4 separate regions of the Homo sapiens genome follow, and all the other regions are linked to region 2. Evidence: chromatin contacts called from ENCODE Hi-C or POLR2A ChIA-PET data. All regions are on one chromosome and are shown on one strand. The core of a region is the stretch at or near the end of the contact, and the rest is flanking DNA. Distances in the headings are between cores, read along the strand shown.

The links. A loop is a pair of places that touch in the nucleus more often than their neighbours do. ChIA-PET counts read pairs that join two places held with the same protein, here RNA polymerase II (POLR2A). Pooled maps may share reads with other maps.
Region 1: a map of naive thymus-derived CD4-positive, alpha-beta T cell shows a loop between it and region 2 (7-fold over the local background). The contact joins the promoter of ADNP2 here to the enhancer-like site in region 2. A Hi-C loop is called at or near these places in 2 of 168 maps with a recorded cell type or tissue (both naive thymus-derived CD4-positive, alpha-beta T cell), 1 of 37 single-sample maps with no recorded cell type and 8 of 50 pooled maps. POLR2A ChIA-PET finds 5 or more read pairs at or near these places in 2 of 52 experiments (activated CD8-positive, alpha-beta memory T cell and activated naive CD4-positive, alpha-beta T cell).
Region 3: a loop to region 2 is called in a pooled map, with 5 times the contacts of the local background. The contact joins the promoter of SALL3 here to the enhancer-like site in region 2. A Hi-C loop is called at or near these places in 1 of 168 maps with a recorded cell type or tissue (mammary epithelial cell), 4 of 37 single-sample maps with no recorded cell type and 9 of 50 pooled maps.
Region 4: a map of OCI-LY7 shows a loop between it and region 2 (31-fold over the local background). The contact joins the promoter of RBFA here to the enhancer-like site in region 2. A Hi-C loop is called at or near these places in 5 of 168 maps with a recorded cell type or tissue (B cell, CD4-positive, alpha-beta memory T cell, CD8-positive, alpha-beta T cell and 2 more), 5 of 37 single-sample maps with no recorded cell type and 14 of 50 pooled maps.

The regions. Positions count from the first base shown.
Region 1 is chr18:80,107,901-80,110,600 of GRCh38, reverse strand. ADNP2 (ADNP homeobox 2) reads right to left here and starts at 1,339. Exons shown (of 4, transcript NM_014913.4): 1 at 1,129-1,339. RefSeq lists silencers at 818-917, 1,118-1,277 and enhancers at 1,087-1,588, 2,415-2,700.
Region 2 is chr18:79,519,081-79,521,780 of GRCh38, reverse strand. The region is part of intron 9 of NFATC1 (nuclear factor of activated T cells 1); the gene reads right to left. LOC102723506 (a long non-coding RNA gene) reads left to right here. Exons shown (of 3, transcript XR_935689.3): 3 at 1,356-2,460. Among named protein-coding and RNA genes, the nearest start is that of NFATC1, 120 kb to the right of the region's middle. Within about 2 kb of position 1,325, at least 3 of the 41 ENCODE cell types and tissues checked have a DNase peak (open chromatin) inside an H3K27ac peak, as active enhancers do; they include B cell and OCI-LY7, where a contact is called at or near this core.
Region 3 is chr18:78,978,412-78,981,111 of GRCh38, reverse strand. SALL3 (spalt like transcription factor 3) reads right to left here and starts at 1,294. Exons shown (of 3, transcript NM_171999.4): 1 at 756-1,294. The coding sequence starts at 837. It overlaps LINC01896 (long intergenic non-protein coding RNA 1896), which reads left to right and starts at 1,421. Exons shown (of 5, transcript NR_187297.1): 1 at 1,421-2,072; 2 at 2,374-2,649.
Region 4 is chr18:80,033,097-80,035,796 of GRCh38, reverse strand. RBFA (ribosome binding factor A) reads right to left here and starts at 1,363. Exons shown (of 7, transcript NM_024805.3): 1 at 1,144-1,363. The coding sequence starts at 1,301. It also overlaps a transcript of TXNL4A not described here. RefSeq lists silencers at 1,168-1,317, 1,428-1,507, 1,518-1,837, 1,720-1,876, 1,908-2,077.

The sequences.
Region 1 (2,700 bases), core at 90-2,589, 590 kb before region 2:
ACATGTGGTCCTCTCTCCCACTAATGCTCCTCACCCCCAAAAATGGTACCCAGACTCCAAACCCCCTCTTTTGATAAAGGCTCTGCGTGGCAGATGCCCACAGTACTCTACAAACTGCTGCCCCACTTGCCAATCTGCATTGTCAGTTACCTGCTTACCAGTTTCTCCTCCCCCACCCCACTCCTCCACAGCCAGTATATTCCTCAAGATCCCAAGAGGCAGTGATTACCCGTGCAAATAGAGTAAGTTTTAAGCACGCAGGCAAGTCTTCTGTTCAAATAAACTACTTAAAATATCTAATTATTTCTCATTCTGCATCTGTACAGTATTTAAAAGGGCAGTTAAAATTAACATTCCAAAGTCAACTGTAGTAGAAATTTTGTAAACGGAATCTATTTCAATGCAACCAGCAACGGCAGATGAAAAGTAATGTTAAAGTCAACATCTGTATATCAATTATTGATATTCGCATCAAAAGCTCAACGATGAAGAAACAGGGCCCCGTTATCAGCTGTTCTTCAAACCTTTCTAGGGAAAAAAAAACCTGGGCAGATTTAGGTGTCACCGTCAGCTCCTGACCTACATCTGCCGTCACTCAAGGCTCCTCCAGAGAGAAGCTTCCAGGAGAACCCGGTCTCGGGGATGCGGCGGGCGGGCCAGCGGGCGGGGCGTTTCTGGAGTCCTTACAGGGGTCGCCACAGCTCCTTGCCCCCTCTCTTCTTCTCCATCCCCGTTCCCTCTCCCTCTACTCCTCGCTCCCTTCACCAGCCCCCCTCTCTCCCTCGGTCCCCGTCCTCGTCTTTCCCCTATTCCTACTCTCCCCTCAGGTCCCCATCCCCTTCTCCGCCCTCCCGGGGCGGCCCCCGCTCCCACGTGACCGGCGGCGGGCGGGGCGGGCCGCGGGCGCGTCGGGGGTCGACGGGCGCCGTTCGGGCCGCGAACCCGCGCCCTGAGAACGTCCCGGGATTCCCGAGGCGGCCACGGGCGGCGCGAGGGCAGGCGGCGGGCGTGGGTGTGGGCTGGGTACCGGCGGGGGCGGGGCTCGGAGGGGACCAGACTGGGGCGGGGGCCAGGACCGGGGCAGGGGGCGTCGCCGCGCGGGCCCGCGCCGGGCCGGGCCGTACCTACCGCTTGGCGCCCGAGGAGCACCGCGTCTCCGCTGCTGCCTCTCGCAGGGCTGCCGCGTCTTCCGCCGAGCGCAGCCGCGTCCCGTGGGGCCGCCTGCGCCCGCCCGCGCCTCCGCCCCGCGCGGCGGGACCCCCGCCTCAGCGCGCGCCCACCCCCAGCGCGACTGGTCCCCTCCTCCCGCGCAGCCAGAAAGAGAAAATGGCGCTCGATTGGCCTCAGGAAGTGACGTTGGCCCTCATTTGCATGTAGGCGCAGCCAGCCAATGAGAGCAGAGTGTGCTTGGGGGCCCCTGGCACTTCCCACAGGCCCCCCGGGGCCCCTGGCTAAAGATGGACTGGAGGCTCTGGGGTGGCAGTGGGGGGCCCCTGTTGGACCCCCTGACTCCCTTCTGTCCCAGGGAACTGCCCTGCCAGCTCCTTTCCACATCTGTGCAAACTCTCGTGAGAGTTTGAGTGGGCAATGACGTCACTAAAGGGGTGGGGAGAGTGTGTCATCAACCATGTGACTAATCACGTGGACTCACCACAGCTTTGACTTCATTTGCATGGAATGGGGTGGAGCTAGTGGCAGCTCCAGGAGTGGTGACCCCGCCCACATCTCAGAGCCAATGGGAGCCCAACTGTGATAATGCTGCCTTGCCATTGGAAGACAAAACTTTGGCTCCCAGAACTGGGACAAGTGTGCCATGATTGGCATATCCTGGTGAACCGACTAGCTGGGGTCTCCTGACTTCATCATTCCTGTGGGAAAGTGATCACACCTTCTCTTGAGAATTCTGATTTTTAGATCTACTACAAGTTGTGTGGGGAGAGGGTTAATTGCATACATTTGTATAAACTCTTAACCTAAAAGTTCATTTTTGCACAGGTGTTTATCAATTGTGTAGCAATAATAATTTATTCCACAAAATTAGTGGAAACATGGCGTAGGGCTTTCAAAATGGCTCTAGGTCTTCGTTCCGTGGAGTCCCCAGGCCTCTGGCGGACGCCCTCGTGCCCCAGAGCACGTGGGAGTAACCACGAGGGCAGCGCAGGCGCCTCCCCCAGTGCCCCTAACCTTAACCCTAATTCTGACCCTGCACCTGAACCTCACCTAGCACTAACCCTGACTCTGACCCTAACTCCCCTCCAGTGTTCCTTCCCCTGACCCTAACTCAGCCGCGCCCTCAGTGGCTGTTCCAGGCAGTTCCTTCTTGGCGAAGCCGTCTGCAGGACACGTGCCCCTTTCAGCACAAGGCCACGTCTCCTTCCAGAGCGCCGAGCCCCTGCAACCCGCCGCCAGCCTCCAGCCCTGAGGCCCACTCCAGCCACCGCGGGGCAGAGGCCGTGCCCAGGCTGGGCCTTCCGCCCACCGCCCTCTCCAGAGCCTCCTTGTCACCATCCGCTCGTCCATAATTTCAGCTTTTCCCTCTCAATGGGAGCCTTCTGCTCAGTTTAGCCCAGTGACTAAACACATAATAGGCACTAAATTAATGTCCATATTCGTTTTAAAACTGTGTTAAATGGTGGGCCGATATGACCTGACCAAAATTTGCTTTTTTCCTACATGAATACAAGTCATAATTGAAGTAGA
Region 2 (2,700 bases), core at 76-2,575:
GCTCCCCACACACACACAGACACACACATCTGTGGATGCACCCCACACACACACAGACACACACATCAGTGGATGCTCCCCACACACACACACACACATCAGCAGACGCCCCCCCCCCCACACACACAGACACACACATCAGCGGATGCCCCCCCCCCCACACACACAGACATACACATCAGCGGATGCTCCCCCCACACACACAGACACACACATCAGTGGATGCCCCCCCACACACACATACACATCAGTGGATGCTCCCCACACACACACAGACACACACATCAGTGGATGCCCCCCACACACACACATACACATCAGTGGATGCTCCCCACACACACACAGACACACACATCAGTGGATGCCCCCCACACACACACAGACACACACATCAGTGGATGCTCCCCACACACACACACATCAGTGGATGCTCCCCCCCTACACACACACACACAGACACACACATCAGGAGACGCCCCCCCCCACACACACAGACACACACATCAGCGGATGCCCCCACACACACATGGACACACATCAGTGGATGCTCCACCCCCCACACACAGACACACATATCAGCTGATGCCCCCACACACACATGGACACACATCAGTGGATGCTCCCCCCCTACACACACACACAGACACACACATCAGCAGACGCCCCCCACACACACACAGACACACACATCAGCGGATGCCCCCACACACACATGGACACACATCAGTGGATGCTCCCACCCCCATACACAGACACACATATCAGTGGATGCCCCCCCCCACACACACAGACACACACATCAGCGGATGCCCCCCCACACACAGACACACACATCAGTGGATGCTCCCTCCCACACACACACCAGTGGATGCTCCCCTCCTACACACACACAGACACACACACCAGTGGATGCCCCCCCCACACATACACAGACACACACATCAGTGGATGCCCCCCCCCACACACAGACACACACATCAGTGGATGCCCCCCCACACACACACACATCAGTGGATGCTCCCCTCCTACACACACAGACACACACATCAGTGGATGCCCCCCCCCCACACACACATATCAGTGGATGCCCCCCAACCACACACAGACACACACATCAGTGGATGCCCCCCCCGACACACAGACACACACATCAGTGGATGCCCCCCCCACACACACACAGACACACACATCAGCGGATGCCCCCACACACACGGACACACATTAGTGGTGGATGCACCCTCCCCCCCCCACACACAGAGTCTTCTGCTGCTTGGCTATACTTATTTTTCAGTCATTTCTCCGGTACTAGCTTAAATGTGCCTTAAACTTTTTTTATGTGGGGGTGGGGGAGGCAGGTGGCCAGAGGCGCCAGCGGAGCAGGATGTCGGAGCTGCCACTCGCCTTCCACTGTGCTGTGAGAGCCACCGGGACACGTCAGCATCTCCCCTGTTCTGAAATCAACACCGAGACACACCGAGTCCCTCCGGAGGCATCTGCAGAGGCAGCAACGCCACGCGAGGGCTGCCGACTCTCCAGCTCCAACATTTCGTCCGGACCTCCCGGCAGCGCAGCGGGGGATCCCCTCCCGTGAGGGGCCCGGAGGGGCTTCGAGAAGGCTGTCGCCTGATGGGCTCCGTCAAGTTTCCCCCTGCAGACCCTCATTCTACCAGTTTTGATTCCATTTTAAATCTGACTTCCAAGTGGCACCCCTGCCGACGGTCAAAACGCCCCCTCTCCTGGTGTGTGCCCTCCATCCCCGCTTCCTGGGGGCAGCCGGTTTCTTGCTGTCTGGACAACAGAGCTCTGCCAATGCCACTTATCTCGCCCGTCCAGGACTTTATCACCAACTGTCCTACTTCCGACTCCAGCAAAGGAGCGACAGCGAGCACGTCTGTGCTTGGCTGTGACTAACAGGGCCTCTGAATAAAGTGAAAATAATCCCACTTTAAGCTGCAAGAGGAAAGACCCACAGAAGGAAAGTCCTTCACGGACGGAGACCCAGGATCCTGAAATGCAGTGCGTCCCTTCAACGTTCTGAGAATAAAAATTTAAACATGCAAGCCCCGGGAGGAAAAGCAATTCCTAAAACATGGCAGAAACAACATAAAAAAAATCTTGCTGTTGTTTTAAAAACTGACCTAAGACCAGGCATGGTGGCTCACACCTGTAATCCCAGCACTTTGGGAAGCCAAGGCGGGAGGATCACTTGAGGCCAAAAGTTCAAGACCAGCCTGGGCAATGTAGTGAGACCACCCCCCATCTCTACAAACAAATGTAAAAATTAGCCAGACATGGTGGTGTGCACCTGTGGTCCCAGCTACTTGGGAGGCTGAGGTGGGAGGATGGCTTGAGCCCAGGAGGTTGAGGCTGCAGTGAGCTGAGATTGTACCACTGCATTCCAGCCTGGGTGACAGAGCAAGACCCTGTCTCAGGAAAAAAAATAAAAAAATAAAAAATAAATAGCCTGATCTCCTGTTTTCCAGGAAAGCCCGAGCCTTGTAAGGGTTTTTCAGATGGTAGTGAAACAACTTGGAAGTCAGCAATTCCTAAGGATTTTCCAAATCTTCTCAGACTAAAATTCTCCCACTTTCCTGCTGCCTTGTTCAAACCATGGTTCGGAGATCTGTGAGCAGCCTGCCAGCCGCCGGAGGCTCTGAAGCCTTTCTGAGGCGAGGTCTTTGCACCTGAACGCTCTGGTAG
Region 3 (2,700 bases), core at 45-2,544, 540 kb after region 2:
ACCAGCGAAATGACTGCAAAGCCGAGGTCTCCAGCGCCCGGCCTCGGCGGATCCAAAAAGACGGGAGAGAAAAGGCCCGCGCAGACGCTGCAACGAACGCCCCGGAAACACGCCGCGAGCAGGGGCCAGGCCCAGGCCGCCGCCGCTGCGCTCACCCCCAGCTTAATTCCCCGGGCGGCCATTAGGCAGAGCCAAGCCCCCGACCTTCTCCTCGCCTCGCGAGGGATCACAGGCTGCGTCAACGCGCTGGGACACCGCGGGTCACCCGAGGCGGTGCGGGGGCCCGGGAGGGGCCGCGGGCCCCCGAACAAAGCTGGCCGGGCGGCGGGGTCCCCAACCCGCGTCCAGCGGTAGGTGGGCTGCGGTCGCCTTCCCCGCCGCCGCCGGCCTCAGCGTCCTGGCGCAGAGACCCTGGGGGGCGGCGCGGCGGCGGAGGCACCGTGGACTCCCTCCCGCCCCGGCCTCCGAGCCGTCCTCGAGCCGGCCGCGGCCTCGGCGCCCTTCGCGGGCAGCTCCCCGACTCCGAGGAGAGGAGCCAAGTTTACTTCGCCCACAACTCTCTCGGCGGCCGCGCGCGCTCCGGCGAAGTACCCGGGGCCCCGCGGCCGGCCTGGCGCGGGGCGGACGCTTGCCCGCAGGAAGCAGGGAACTTTCTCCCGCTCCCGGACGCGCGCATCCGCTCCCGCCGCACGCGCTTCCCCAGCCCGGACGGGCAGCCCCAGACCCCCCGGCCACCCCGCAGCCCCGGCCCTCACCGTGCTCGGGAGCCCCGTCAGGCGGCAGCAGCTCCTCGTCCGACTTGAGGTGCTGGGGCTTGGCCTGCTTGCGCCGAGACATGCTGCTAGCGGCGCTCGGGCCCCGCGCGGGGCAGCGGCATCAGCGGGGCGGCCGGCGGGGACGGCGCGGGGCGGCCTGGCGGGCGCGCGGCGCGGGGCGCGGGGCGGCGGCGGCTGCGCGGGCCGCGCATGGGGCTGAGCAATTAGGCTGGTGAATAATGCATGGCCATTAGCGGAGGGCCGCGCCGATTGGCCGGGCTCCAGCGGACTCCGGCGGCCTATGCAAATGAGGCCGCGCTCGCAATTAGCGGCCGCGCCGACGAGGAGGGGGCCGCGGCGCCTCGGGACCGGGGCGCGCGCTGCCCGGCGCCGCCTCACATCGCGGGCTCCGGCGCCGCGCTCCTCGGCCGCCCCGGGTGCGGCTGTGGCGGGGCCCGGGTGCGGCGCGGGCCGCGGTGGCCGTCCCTCCGCAGGGCGCAGGCAGCAAACTTTGGCGGCGTCCGCGCGGCGCCGTCTCCGCCGGCGCGCCGGGCTCGCCCCTTTATAGAGTGTCTGCGCCGCCGCCCGCGCCCCCCCCGCCGCCGCCGCCGGGCGGCCCCTCCCGGAGCGAGCGGCCGCGGGCAGGGCTCCGACCCGGCGCCTTTGTCTCGCCCGGGCCGCTCGGGCGCCGCGCCTCCTGTTCCGGGCGCGCGGGGTCGGCCGGCCGCCTTCGCTGCTCCGCCGCGGCTCTCAGCGCCGCTCAGCGCGGCGGGCCCGCCCGGGCTCAGGTGCCCCCCGCTCTCCGGACCTTCTCGCCCGGCCCCGCGTCCCCTCCGCGGGCTTCCCCCGGCGGCCGGCCGGGCTCGGAGGCTCGCGGCCGGAGCGGAGCGGAGTGCGCACGCCGGGGTGGCAGGACTTCGGCAAGACCAACTTTCCGGTTCGGAAGCGGCGCGGGCCGCGCGGCTCCTCCCCTCCTCTCCCTCCCCTGCGTTCCCCCTCCCTTCCACTCCCCCCTCTCCCCGCCCCCCAACCCGCGGGCCCCACCGACTCCGGAGCGCCCGCCCCGCCCGCTGCTGCCACCGGGCCGCCTCGCCCCCGCGCCAGCCCGCCTGGGCCTCTGCGCCGCCGGCGGCTTCTTAAATACAGGAAAGGGAGGGGACCGCAGGGCCCCGGTGTTCCCCACCCTAGTCCCCCTTCACCACGGGCCACCGGGCGCCAGCGGAGTGGGCAGCGAGCGCGACCGAAAGTTCCAACTCCACCAAACTCCCGCGCGCGGCCCACCCTTTCCCGGGATTTCGGGGATGACACGGGGGCCAGGTGAGGGGGCTGCGCACTTCTGGATCGGCCCCACACACTCGGCCCCTGGCGCGGCGCGCTCCCCGCACACGCGCCCGCCCCCTCCCCGCGGTCACACGCACGCGCCCTCGCCCTCGCCCCGCGCGCACAGGCGCGTACTCCCACCCGCGGCCGTGCACCCGCCGCGCTCCTTCCCGCGCGTGTCCTCTCTCCCCGAGCGGCCGCCAGGATGTGCCCCCGGCCCCGTCGTCGCCGCGCCCGCGCCCCTCGCCCCAGTACGTCTTTTTTCGTTTCCTAAATTTCTTATTTTTGTCCTTGCAAGTGGTCCTGTCTGGTGTGAACCGTCAGCACAGATGGCCTCCTGGAGCTTCCCCGAGTCGTTCGCTGGGGGAAGCGGGCGGTGAGCGGCCAGCCCGGGCGCTCCGCAGGCCGCGAGCTCCCGGCAGGGCTGGTGGCGGGGGTCCGCCTGGGGGAGGAATCCCCGCCTGCTCCATCGGACCCGGCCTGGCGCGGCTCGCGGCGCTCGGCGGGCTCCCTTCCATTCTAGAATCTTCCCGCTTGCTTCCCAGCCCGCGTTCTTCCGCCTGCCTTTAATTGTGTAAGTTTGACGAAGTCAGAGCTTTGGGTTCCAGGAAAAGCGCAGGAGGGT
Region 4 (2,700 bases), core at 114-2,613, 510 kb before region 2:
CCCATGAGTTCTTGGTGATATGAATGAATTAATACATGGGGTGAAGAGACATATCCCTTGTGCAGAATGCAAACCACTTATGAGCAAAATTCCCCACTCATTAGGCATGGGCTGCACACAGCGACTTTCTCCCAGAGTACAGTAAGGAAAGGGGGCAAAAAGAGTAACTTTACGGTAGAGAAACCTGGCAAGCACCTCATGCAGGGGATCACGGCCAGCGTGGACCCTGGATACGGTGCGATGAGAATGGCCTTTACCTCTGTAGTCTTCCTCCCCAAAAGCCATAATCCACGTCTAAGCATTAAAAAAACAGGCACATTCCAACAGAGAGGCATCCTGCAAAGCACCTGACCAGTACCCCTCAAAACTGGCACAGCCATCAAAACCAGGGACAGTCTGGGACACTACCCCAGCCTAAGGAAACAAGACAATTCAATGTAACGTGGACCTTGGGTGGGCACCTGGGACAGGAAGGGACAGCAGGCAGAACCAAGGAAAAGTGAATAAAGTATGAGCTTCAGTTAGCAACACTCTTATCAATATCGGCTCATTAACTGGAACACGTTGGAAGCTAAAGTCCGACGCTAACACAGGGGGAGCTGGGTGCCAGGACACAGGAACGCGGTACTATTTTTGCAATTTTTCTGCAGGGTCTAAAACTGTCTTTAAAAGTAGTGTATTAAAGTAGAAAACATACAACCACCTACCATACTTAGAAGAACTAAAAGCAGTGTGAAAAGTCAATGTATTTTATTGTACTTATCTTTCATAATTTAAAAACACTAATTATCATGACAAGCTTTAGTCTTCAAATTCACACAGAAAGTCAACATTAGCAAGGAAATTCTTATATTTTTTCATTTTTCCTCATTTTCTGAAACTAATCTTCTGAAAAATACGTCTGGTGACAAGAATCAAAATAAACACACATTGTCACTTTGTTTTCTTAACCCGACACACGTCCACGAACACAAAAGCTGCAAATGCTGACAGTGAGAGCTAGAACTGCTGCAGACCCCAGGAGGCAGGAACTGGCGAGCTAGGCCGCATGGGCGCAAGAACGCGGATGAGCGGACACCGCAACCCGGGGACACCGCCCCCTAGGGAATACCGCGCCCAGGGACACCGCCCCCGCCGCATTACTTGGTTTTCGAGGCAAATTTCTTGAGCCAGTTCTTGCAGGAGACAGCAGAGCAGTGAAGTCCCCGCTCGCAGCCTGGAAATAGCGCAGCATCGCGGCTACGGAACAGGGCCCGGAGACCCGCGCGGGAGCGCCACAGCCCGCCCGCCGCAGCCCACATGGCGCGGCGCCGGGACCCGGAGCGAGCAGGGAGACAACGGGCGCAGGCGCGGAGCGACAACTGACGCGAGGGTGGCGGCGTGTGGGCGGGGCGACGGCGCAGAGCGGGAGGAAGACTCACGCCTGGCAGGCGGCGTGTGGGCGGGGCGATGATGCAGGGCGGGGCGATGATGCAGGGCGGGGCGAGGACAGACGCGAAGCTGACGGCGTGTGGGCGGGGCCACGGCGCGGGGCGGGACGAAGACGGGGTGCAAGGCGGGCGGGGCAACGACGGCGGAGGGGCGAAGGCCCGAGGGGGGCGGTAGGTGGGCGGGGCGAGGACAGACGCGAAGCTGACGGCGTGTGGACGGGGCGACGGCGAGGGACGGGGCAAAGACTGGACGCAAGAAGGGGCGGGGCGACAACGGCGGAGGGGCGAAGGCGCGAGGCGAACGGCGAGTGGGCGGGGTGAAGACCGACGCGAAGCGGGCGGTGGTTGGGCGGGGCGAAGACTGACGCGAGGCGGGCGGTGAATGGGCGGGGCGAAGACTGGCGCGAGGTGGGCGGTGGGTGGGCAGGGCGAAGACTGAAGCGAGAAGGGCAGCGCGAGGTGGGCGACTACCAGAGCGAAGCGAGCGGCGTGTAAGCGGGGTGAAGACAACGCCAGGTGGGCAGTGTGCGGGCGGGGGGGGCGGCAACGGGGGCGGGGCGAAGGACGACGCGAGGCGGGGCCGGCGGGAGCTGGGCGTGGGGAGGCCGCGTGGGCTGCGCGGAGGGTGTGCCACTCGGGGAAGCGTGGGAACCGCCTGGTTGCCTGGCGCTGCGTAGCTAGGAACACGTTTTGTTTAAATACTGGGAACTGACGTAGGCGGGTGCGCCGCACAAAGCAACGAAGGCATCGAAGCCTGGAGACCTGGGCAGGGCCGCTGTCGGCGGGAGGCTGCGAGGGGTCCGTCTGTTTCCGCCACTGGGCCCTCCAGGGCTTTGCTGCTGCGCCGCCTTCTCCCCGGGCACCTAGAGAAAGTCCCCAGATTGGGCGTCCTCCCCAGAAGTGGTCTCGCCCCGCCCGCCTCCCCAGAGTCAGCGTGGCCCAGCGGGGAAGCTGCTCCCCCCGGGCGTGGAAAGAGAAGTGAGCGCGACCGCAGTGTTGGGGATGCGTGGGCTGTGACTCCCCCGAGGCGGCTGCTGTGGTGTGAGACACGTCTGTGTGTGTGTGTGTGTGTGGGCGCGTGTGGATGTGTACATGTGTATGTGTGCATATGTACGTGTGTGTGCATGTGTGTGGACATGTATATGTGTGCATGTGCGTGCGCGTATATATGTGTGTGTGTATGCGTATGTATGTGTGTATATATTGTCAATCGAAGAAAACGACGAGACAAGTCTCTAATCATTTTAGGAGATTTATTTGCCAAAGTTAA